Regions from separate parts of the Mus musculus genome. Here region 1 is linked to region 2. Evidence: chromatin loops called from intact Hi-C (ENCODE). Cell type or tissue: heart. All regions are shown on one strand. Links, peaks and the distances in the headings refer to the core of each region. The heading gives the core; the rest is flanking DNA. Region 1 holds the start of Arl2 (ADP-ribosylation factor-like 2). Region 2 holds the start of Ppp2r5b (protein phosphatase 2, regulatory subunit B', beta).

The links. A loop is a pair of places that touch in the nucleus more often than their neighbours do. Peaks named below come from ENCODE experiments on the same cell type or tissue, not always from the same donor. Only the 100,000 strongest peaks of a DNase experiment are listed, where the experiment ranks them.
Region 1: a loop joins it to region 2, with 8 times the contacts of the local background. A loop is called at or near these places in 19 of 42 quality-filtered maps.

What each region holds. Positions count from the first base shown.
Region 1 is chr19:6,138,040-6,143,407 of GRCm38, forward strand. Arl2 (ADP-ribosylation factor-like 2) reads right to left here and starts at 3,098. Exons shown (of 5, transcript NM_019722.3): 1 at 2,998-3,098. The coding sequence starts at 3,062. It overlaps LOC115489019 (a long non-coding RNA gene), which reads left to right. Exons shown (of 3, transcript XR_003952891.1): 3 at 1,591-3,875. In heart, for the core only: CTCF peaks have their summits at 3,234 (motif pointing left) and 3,529 (motif pointing left); DNase peaks (open chromatin) are centred at 1,892 and 3,012; H3K4me3 peaks cover 2,178 bases; H3K27ac peaks cover 2,683 bases.
Region 2 is chr19:6,233,457-6,238,824 of GRCm38, forward strand. Ppp2r5b (protein phosphatase 2, regulatory subunit B', beta) reads right to left here and starts at 2,384. Exons shown (of 14, transcript NM_198168.3): 1 at 2,056-2,384; 2 at 1,177-1,643; 3 at 321-517. The coding sequence starts at 1,375. In heart, for the core only: a CTCF peak has its summit at 2,430; DNase peaks (open chromatin) are centred at 1,005, 1,575, 2,425, 2,865 and 4 weaker places; H3K4me3 peaks cover 2,482 bases; H3K27ac peaks cover 2,027 bases.

The DNA of each region.
Region 1 (5,368 bases), core at 162-5,161, 95 kb before region 2:
TTTACGCATCAAATATTGAGTGCCTATTAAGTGCCAGGCCCCCTCTGATGTTGGGGGACAAACTCATCACCCTTATGAAGCTTAAACACTAGCAAAAGTCTAAGTAATGGGGCTGGAGAGATGGCTCAGCAGTAAAGAGCACATGTTGCTCTTATAGAAGACCTGGGTTCAGTTCCCAGCATCCACCTGGTGGTTCACAACCAAATGCTGACCTCTGTGGGCACCAGCCACTCACCCCAGTGTACAGACAAAGTTCTCACATCCATAAATAAGTGTTAAAAAATTAAAGACTAGGGCTGGTGAGATGGCTCAGTGGGTAAGAGCACCCGACTGCTCTTCCGAAGGTCCGGAGTTCAAATCCCAGCAACCACATGGTGGCTCACAACCATCCGTAAGGAGATCTGACGCCCTCTTCTGGAGTGTCTGAAGACAGCTACAGTGTACTTACATATAATAAATAAATAAATCTTTAAAAAAAAAAAATTAAAGACTAAATAAAGCAGAAGAGAAGGTTGGGTACTTGGAACCAGTGAAGGACATTCCTGGAAGGAATGGCTTTCAACTTAAGATACCAGACAAGGCTCTGTGGGGTCTTGAGGCCCAAAACAGATGGGCCCAGCCTTCTGAAGGACCAAGTAAAGGGCAAGTATCTAGAGGTGGCAACCACCTTCATCTGTCTCTGGAATGATCCACAGCCTCCGTTGCAGAGAACAAGCCAATAGGTGAGCTCAACCGCAGGTGAGACTGTGGGGCAGCCAAAGCCTGAGCGGAGGGGAGAAGGGACAGGCTCTACATTTAGGACCTCTTCCTACTCACTTGACTCTGGCTCTGTGACTCCCACCTTTGAGAGGCACGGGTGAATACCTTCCACCTTCTGCAGCCCAACTCTCACCTTGGAAAGCCAGCAGATTGTCTTGTCAATCCAACAACATCCACTCTTCCATCCCTTCTCCTCTCATCACCAAACTCTCGCCTCACGCCTCGAGTGCTGCGCACTACTGCAGCAGAACCTGTCTCCACCCACTCCCCCACCATCTGCTGAGTCGGCCACAGCTTCCTCTGGGGTGCATCCTGGGAACAGGTGTTATACTCCATTGTACCAACTTCCATCTTTTGGCTTGTATTGTTTTTGTTTGTTTGTTTGTTTTCTTTTGTTTTGTTTTTTTTGTCTGGAACTCTATGTAACGCAAACTGGCCTCAAACTTGTCAAAGTTCTCCAGCCTCTGCCTCTTGAGTGCCAGAACTACAGGCATGTAACACCATGTTGGACTTTTCCTGCATTTTGGTTTTTTTTTTTTTTGAGACAAGGTCTATGTAGCCTTGGCCGGCCTGGAACTTGCTCTGTAGACCGGGTTGGACTCAAGCCCGTAGATTCACCTGCCTTTACCTTCTGAACGCTGGCATTCGAGGTGTTCGATACCATGCTCATTTTTTGTTTGCTTAGAATATTTTGAGTTTTTGCCTACACGAGGACCTCAGGACTGAAGTTACACAAGGCTGTGAAGCACCAAGTGGGTACTGGGCACTGAACCCCTGTTCCCTGGTTCTTCACCACTGCACCAGTTTTACTTAGCCTCTTGCTTTCTACAGGTCTACTGTTAGCAGACTGGCTCCTGATGCTTCCTGAAGCCTCACTTTGCCAGGTAGGTCTCCGAAGACCCCCTTACTGCTCTCCACTGGCCGGGTGGCCCAGCTTCTGCTCTGCTCCGGGCGCTGCTGCTCTTTCCTTGGCCCTCTCCCAGACCCCATCCTGTTACCCTCATCTGACTTCACACAAGCGTCTACACCTGGGTCTCAGCACTCCCCAGCTGGGCCATCCCATGATCGTTTCTAGGCTGATGGCTGCTACCTACCTGCCCAACAGTCAGGGTTGGTGTCTTCCCAGGGACATGCGTCTCTCATCTCAGCAAGTGGCTCCTTGTCCTTCTGAACACTCTGGCCAGAGACCAGTTCATGCTTGGCTACATCTCCCTCATTGTCTTCTCCCATTCAGCAGCAAGTCATAATACTCTCCTACTACCACCATGGTCTAAGCCACCATCCTGTGCTCCCTTCATAGTCCAGCTGCCTAAATGGCCCCAGCCCATGGGCTCTCCCTCTCTCCAGCTCTTTCCTTCTCAACCTTTCTTGAACATGCCTGTCTTATCCTCCTCCAGGGCCTTCGCACTTGCAGGTCCTCTGCTTACGTTTTCCCAGCTCTCTCTACCTCCTTGTGGACTCTATTCTTCTCATCCTACACTACATATCTTACTTGCTTTATCAATTTTTTCTCCCCTTTCATCACAGAATATCTGAAATGAAGCCTTTTTCGCTTCCCTGTTTTACCGAATTCCCTAACATAGGTGCTTGGAGGTCATCTAATGAGTGTCTTTCTCAGAATTGTCTAAAACACGCACGAGTGGTAAAGTTCTACGTGCACATTAAATTTCCTTTTCTCCCTCTGCTACTTTGTGGATCGCAGATGCCTAGGTGGCCCGGCACAGTGCAAGACGGGTGATGCAGGTGCCAGTTAATGCGGTGAAAGGTCGCTGGTGGCCTTAAGTGACAGCGGGACCTGTGGCCAACCGAGTCCACGCCTACTCGCAGGAGCCTAGGCGGTCCTCGAGACCCTGGGATTCCGACCCTAAGGGAAGCGCCAAGGCCTACACCCGTAGATGAAGGGGAGGGGGTCAGCGCCAGGGAGGAGCAGGGCCCACGCTCGGGCCAGCCCGAGGCAGCGTGACGTCCGAGTCACCACCACTGCGTCGCGCCTCGCAGTGATACTGGAGTCCCAAGTCTAGGCCGGGCCTTGAGACCACCGGGCTGCCTTCTGCACGCCAACCCCCACCCCGCAGAGTGGTACGGCCCTCCCCGGCCCCGCGCCGAGCAGTGGTAGCGCCGCGTGCGTGACGCACCACCGGCAATAGGTACCCACGGCGGCCGCGCCCCCCCACGCCCGGCTCCGCCCACCCGGCGGGCCCCGCTACCCTCGCGACCGCTCTAGCGCTCGGAGGATACAGCATGAGCAGCCGCAGCTCTCGCTCTTTCTGCTTCATCTTCTTCAGAATGGTCAGAAGCCCCATGATCCCGTAGCCCCCTCCCGGCCGCCGTTTCTTCTAGTCCCGGGACCCCGCTCCCGTCTCCTATTGGCCAGCCTGGCGCTTGTGGCCGCCCTCGTTGTCACGTGACCACAGGAGTGCAGGGCGTCGCCCCCTAGAGGCGCTGCGGCGACTTTGAAGCCTGCTGCGTTAACCCTTGTCGGGAAGGCAGAGGGTTGGTGGGGACAAGGGAGAAGTCCCTAAGCCTTCCGACTCCGAGGCCTCGGTCGGATGCCAGACAGAGGCTGACTTTCTCGAGCAGTATCTCGTCTGGGTAGGGAGTAGCCGCGAAGAGATTCTGAGCTAGGAGTCGGAATCTGGTTCCACAAAGAGCTGACGAATCATCCGGGGACTGTAATACGGTTCCCACCAGTGCATCTTGTGACTTCCATTCATTTACCAGTGACGGAAAACCGTTGGTCCTGGTCCGGGACTCTGTCGGAAATGGCTCTGTGCGTTCACTTGAGGATGATGACTCCCCCTAGGGGCCATTTCTAAATGTGCGGACAGTATGGCCTCCTTGGGTTGTTTAGAGTTCCAAGCTCCCCGCAATGCAGGGACCAGACCCGCACAAAGGATTGAGTGCTATCTAGGACCCTATCAGGTTGAGACGCTCTATCCCAACTGTTAGGATAAAACTGGCAGGGCAGAGCCTGTCTCAAAAAACAACGATAAAAAACCTGAAGCCCACCTGGTGCTTAGCCTCATGGCTGCTGGCATGTACTAGCTGTACAATCAGATTATCTTCAGTAAATGACTTTGACAAGAGTTCTTTAAAAAAAATTTTTTTTTCTTTGCTGGTTGTGTTGGCACATATCTTTAATTCCAATGCCTGGGTGGCATAGACAAGTGGATCTCTGTGAGTTTGAGGGCAGCCTGGTCTGTATATATATTGAGGACAGAAAGGGCTACACATCTGAGACCCTGTCTCAAAACAATCATCATTGTTGTGTGTAAACTCTGTATGTGTGTGTGTGTGTGTGTGTGTGTGCGCGCGCGCGTGTCTGCACATACCACTGGAGATCAGAGGACAACTTTGTGGAGCTGATTCTCACACTTTTTTTTTAAGATTAATTTATATGTAAGTACACTGTAGCTGTCTTCAGACCCCTTAGAAGAGGGCATCAGATCTCATTATAGGTTGTTGTGAGCCACCGGTGTGGTTGCTGAGATTTGAACTCAGGTTAAGAGCAGTCAGTGCTCTTAACCGCTGAGCCATCTCTCCAGCCCCGATTGTCGCACTTTTATGTGGGTTCCAGGCAGGGAATTTAGCATCAGACTTTCTCAGCAAGTTTTTTTTTTTTTTTTTTTTTTTTTTTTTTTTTTTTTTTAATTGGTGAGATTTCTCACTGGCCCAAAGAGTTAGTTTCTCTTTTTTTGTTTTTTGTTTGTTTTTGCTTTTTCCGAGACAGGGGTTTTCTCTGTGTAGGTTTTTCTCTCTTTCTTTCTGGCTGTCCTGGAACTCACTCTGTAGACCAGGCTGGCCTCGAACTCAGAAACCCGCCTGCCTCTGCGTCCCAAGTGCTGGGATTAAAGGCATGCGCCACCACTACCGGGCAGAGCTAGGGTTCTATTTAATTGTAACCATATATGTGTTCTTGAATGTGTGCACATATGCGTGTTTGTGCATGCATGGGTGCATGTGTGCGTGTGTGGGTTCCTCCACAAGGAAAATTGTACTGAGACTTTTTGTTTTTTTTAAAAAAACATAGAAGTCTTATGGGAATATGGTTTTGTTTTACTCCCAGGTGTGGGGAATGGGGCTGCTTCACAGCAGGTGATTGTGATTTGTCTCAGGCTCTAGCAGGGCGTGGTTTTGCCAGCTGTAAATAGTTTCTGCATGTATGTGATGCTTGGAATTCTGGATACTTTTCAGAGGTGTATAAACTGCCCAAAAGTGGGTTGTTAGTTGTTATTGGCAGGTTGCTATAGTCGTACACAAAGAGACAACAACAATAACAACAATAAATTAGATATTGTGATGTCAAAGATCAAACTTGCCCCCAAGGAACTCAACATACCTAATCAGCAGGAAATAATCTATAACATTGCCTTCTTTCCTACCTCTGATTTTAATTTGGGATTTCTTTCTCTCTCCTTCCTTCCTTCCTATCCCATTTTATCTTTTACCTAGTGTTAGGGGATTGAAAAGGTGGAAAAAGAAGGGTGGAAGAAAAAACCCACAAAGTAGCCAAAGTCTGGCTACAGAAATAAATAAATAGGGGCCTAGAGAGATGGCTCAATGGCTAAGAGCACTGACTGCTCTTCCAGAGGTCCTGAGTTCAATTCAC
Region 2 (5,368 bases), core at 228-5,227:
CAGTGGACAGCCCAGGCATTCAGAGCCCAAGCGTTTCTGATCAGACTGGGCGAGAGGGTTTCTTAGAATAGCCCATGCCTGAGTCAGACCATGGAAGACAAGTGGCCCAGAGGACAGGTACCCTAGGCCCAGCTCACTCAAGTATAGGGACAACAGGGAGAGGAAATCCCGAGACGGTGTCGGGCAGCAGTGAGACCCAGTGGAAGTGGGAGCACGCGCCTGCGACCAAGCTGAAGTGTATGCACTTATTCCTCCCACACGGGTCCCAGAGGTAGCCTGAGAGAATTCTTGTTCCCCGAGCGAGGCTGGGCAGTGCTTACCATGCGGATGATGTCTGGGTAGACGGGCTCGATGAGCACACCCCGGGTGCAACCCACACATTCCACCAGTTCATTGAGGGCTGCACGCTTCACCTCCTTCCCCTTGAGGTCAGCCACGCAGTCCAAGAAGTCAAACATCACCCCACATTGGGCCAGTTTCCGGCTCAGCAACTCATGCAACTCAGAGGCTGGCACATCTGCGGGGAGGGACAGGGAGACCTCCTGGATCTAGCCGCCAAGGGCTCTGGACGGGATGGATCTCCACCTCCCTCAGGCTGACTTTCCAGGAAGCTTCAGCTGCCCCCATACAAGGTACTCTGGTACAGCTAGCAAACAATTCTAGTCCCATCCTTCACTCCCGGGAGGCTGAGGGGAAAAAGTGGTCCTCTCTTCTAATCCAGGATCAGAGACCTCATGACTTTAAAGCAAGATCACAACCCTGGGTATGCAAGCATTCCCCACCCCTCCCCAGACACTTACCTCCCTCAACACATGGAGCCAAAAGTAGAAATCGGGCCAGGAAGTGGGGGGTGGGATTTAGTGATCACAGGGCATCATGCCAAGCACCTACCCCAGGACCTAGGCAGCTGGCTGGACTGATAGGAGCCTCCTGAAACCTAGGCTGTGTGCCCCACCCTTGGCCCTTGCCTGCCCCTGGCACCACTTCCAGATGCCCCACCTCCAGAGATGACAGGCCAGTCAGGCCATGCGTCAGCAGAGGCCTGGAGATTGGGGGTCAGTTCCAGTGGAGTTCCTAGCCTAAAAGAGATCCAAACTCTACCAGACCTCTGCTTCTCCCTTGGTCCTCCCCTACCTTGCTTCCTTCTGGGTACCCTGGCAACCAACAACAGCTCACCTTTGAGCAGGGGCAGTGGAGTGAGCTCTTGCTGGTTGCTCTGATAGCGGAACTGAGAAGAGCTGTGTGAGCGACGGGGCCGGGCCCTGCGGAGGGACCTGCGGGAGAAGCCATCCACCTTGTCTGGTGGTGGCACTGGAGACAGCCCTGGGGAGGAGGGGCTTGTGGGGGTGCTCGCAGGGGGCAGCTTCGTCTCCATGGCCAGTGGACAACACGGGTCAATCTTTCAGAGCCCAGGGGGCTCCTTGTGGGTCTGGAGTAAGTTGAATGAGGCCACACACACTAACTGGGACCCATCCTGTCCAGCATGTTTCAGGGGGTGGGGGAGGCACGGCCACAGTCCTGACCCCCCCAGGGCCTCTGGCAACTGCCCAGTCCTGGGGGGGCAGGTAAGGTAGAAAGGCAATGGCTCAGGTCTTTCCTGGGGATCCAGAAGAGTTCCAGTCAGGGTTCCCACGCTGGCTCTTCTGAGAAGTCAGGTTAGAAAGGTCAGCAGGAGAGACACAGAGAGCAGGTCGGTTCTTTCCAAAGACAGCCCGCGTGGTGCAGTTGCTCCCTTACTTCTTTTCCCTCCTTCCCTCGCTAGACCCCAAAACAAGGGCGCAACCATGCCCCTCCCTTCTTCCAGGCCCAAGCTCTAAAGTAGCCCCTCCCCAAATACGGCCTATGGCTACTACTCAGGATGGGGACTCTATTAGCATCCCCAGATCCTTACAGCAGTGTGACTCCAGCTCCACTAATGTCTCCTGTCTCAGTGCACTCACCCAAAAAATGAGGGTCCTGTTCTCGTGCACCCCCTTTCAGACCCTAGCATCTCTCCTCATATCCCGCTCCTTCCTGGTCTCCAAACCTCAATGTGGTATTGGGGTACACACTCACTTCTCAGAAACCCAGACTTTGGTCGCCGACCCTAGAGGTTGCCTCGGTGGAAGAGACGACGGTTCAAGGGTCCTTAGCGGTGGTTCTGCCGCTCGGGGCGCTGGGGCTGGGCGGCGGCGCTCCTGGGTTCGCTCCCAGGCTCTGGGGGTGCTGGAGCATGCCCCCAGCTCAGCCCCAAAAGGGGTCGGGCACTCGGTGGGCTCTGGGCTGGGCCCCGGCAGCACGCGACCCTCGGCAGATATCCCGGGACTCAGATCAGCGCGGTGCAGCGCAGCGGGAGCCCCGGCTCGCTGCGCACCGGCACCCGCCGCCCAGCTGCTCAGGATGACATCAAGTCACCTCCCCCCCTCCCGGCCCGCACCTCCCTCCGCTAGGGGGGGCTGCGTCAGGGAGGACTCGGGGCCTCTGGGAAATGTAGTCCCCACCCTGCTTAAAGGAAGCAACCGAACTTTACGGGTAACCTCGGAGCTAGGGGAGGAACTCAGTACTTCCGAGAAAAGCTGAGGATTTTAAAACCTGCAAGCAGACTGGGGCAGAGTCCAGCTCAGAACTGGACTCCCGAATTCTGGAAGGGACACTGTGTAGGGAAAGAAAAGGACTCGGTGTTGGAACCTGCTAATGCAAGACAGAGTCCTACCTAGCATGATGTGCCAGGCCCACAATTTGGTCTGAGCCATCTGTCCCTCAGGCCATCCTCTCTCCTCATACTCAGCCCAGATTGAAGCCGGACACTTACAAAACCCCTTGCATCCGGCGTTGGAGGGGTTAACAGTCGGGTTTGCGTTAGCGCCTGCTGGGAGGGGTGTGGTTCACTAGAGGCTCTTGGGAAATGAAGTCCATTCTCCCGGCCTGCAGTGCCCCTCCTGTCACTTACTGTCCATGGTGACATCATGGTCTGTAGTTTAAAGGGACAGCCCTGGGATGCCAAAGCAAGGAGGGCAGAAGGTGCTACCCTGGAGCTGCCCCCATCCTAAGGCACAGTACCTCCCAGCTCCTCTGGTGCCAAGATGTGCCTTGGAGAGTGGGGAGTTCTTGATCAAAACCCCATTGCTGGGTATCAAAGGCTCAGCTGTATTCCAAGAGTTTGGCATTCTGGCCAAAAGTTCCCAGCCTGCAGTCCCGGGCTCCCTTCATAGTACCTGGTCGCCAACACTCTATTCCCTACAATGACTGTGAGACCTTTATCCTGAAGTTTTACCTAGGTGACAAACTGGTCCTTGCTGAGCAGCAGGAGAGAGAGAGCAATGAGGTTGGGGGAATTGGGGTGCTTTTTGGCCCCACCCATTTATGGACCCTGGTGATCACTTAGTGCTGCAAAAGAAGTCTGTTTACCTAAGAAGTGCCCACCTTAGAGCAACAAACAGCCAAAGCCTGTATCGAGGACACTGTTCTAGAGTCTAGCACCTCAATGGATGGGTACCCAGATCAAGCGATGGCTACCCAGAGACAGTACTCCCTTTGCTCAGAGATAGCAGATCTTCACTTCCCGTTTTGCTCTGTTCTTCACCTGCCAGACAGAACAGGAACCCCTAAACTACCACTTGGCCCACCTCCAGGGCTCAGACATGGCTTCCCTCCCCCTTACTCCCTAATAATAAGCCGGGAAAGCCAGACCCACAGAGCCTCTTCCCGCCAGACCAGAACCCAGAGGCCAAGGCAGGAGGGACGCCTTGCTGCCTGTGACAAGGTAGTGCTCTCCACAGACTCTCGGCTGCAGTGTTCAGGCCAGGCTGCCCAAAGCCACCCATGCCTGGCAGGGGCCTAGATGATGCAGGAAGAAAACTAGTGGAAGAAAATGGCTTTGGGATTTTAAATTTTTGATGCGGAGGATGAGGTGAGGCTTCCCACAAGCAGAGCAAGAGCTTCCTACTCACCTCAGAAGTAGACTCGCTTTCAAACAGGCATTGCAAGATAACGGGTTAAAAAGTATTTTCTTACTCTTTTTAAACTTGGGGGTTGTGTTTGTTTGTTTGTTTGTTTGTTTGTTTGTTTGTTTTGAGACAGGGTTTCTCTATAAAACCCTGACTGTCCTGGAACTCACTCTGCAGACCAGGCTGACCCCAAACTCAGAGATCTGCCTATGTCCCAAGTGCTGGGATTAAAGTTGTAAGCCACAATACCCAATTCTTTTCACACTCTTACTCTTAGCAAAGTGTCATTGTATTTATTTATATCTTTCTGTGTGCCTGTGCTGATGTTATTCTAGCTGCCCTGGGACTCACTGCTTGGAATTTGTGAGTGACCCTCTTATATTTTTGCTCATTCTTTACAATTGTAGACTGGACAAACTGTAGATTGGAACTCATTATACAGACCAGGCTGACCTCAAATTCACAGAGATCTGTCTGTTTCTGCCTCTTATGCAGGGTGTGGTGTGCCACTACCACACCCTGTATACATACTTACACAGTTTGTATATTTTGACCCAGGGTCTCTTTATATAGTCCTGGCTTTTCCTGGAACTCACAATGTAGGCCAGGCCAGCCTGGAATCCACAGAACCTTTCTCTGACTAGCAGGTGCTGAGATTAAAGGTGCAGGACAACCAGTCTGGTTATTTCACTTTGTAGCCCAGGCTTACCTAAAGCTCACAATGTAGCCCAGGCTGGTTGATTCACAGCCAACCCTCTGCTTCTCTTTCTCAGCTGCTGGGCTTGCAGGTGTGAGCTACTACATCTACTTTATTAGTAGTAGTTAATTTTAAAATTTATTTATAGTTAATCTTATTGATTGACTGATTGATTGATTGATTGATAGCCCAGGTAGCCGAGAGACCATTAGCCTTTAAAAAAATTTTTTTTAATTTACTGTATATAGATGACTACACTGTAGCTGTCTTCAGACACACCAGAAGAGGGCATTGGATCCCATTGCAGATGGTCGTGAGTCACCATGTAGTTGCTGGGATTTGAACTCAGGACCTCAGTGCTCTTACCCTCTGAGCCACCTCTCCAGCTGGCCTGAGCCTTTTATGTCGCAGAGGATAACTTTCAACTTGATTCTTCTGCCTCCACTTCCCAGTGATGACAAATTTGGCGTCACCGAGTCCAACTCACTTCTCTTGGATGCTCTCTAAAGACCCTACTACATAATGAGCGGCCGAGCTGCCATCGGAACAGAAAGGTGGAGGATGTGAACAAGTCAAAGTCACAGCCCAGTGTGAGTATTTGTTTAGTGTGTACAAGGACCTGGGTTCAATCCCCAACACTGCTAAAAACAAAACAACCCAAACAGCAACAAATAACAAACAAAAGAATAAGTAAAATAAAAATAGAATCTCCTGTTGGGCCTGATGTAGCATGCCTGAAGTTTCA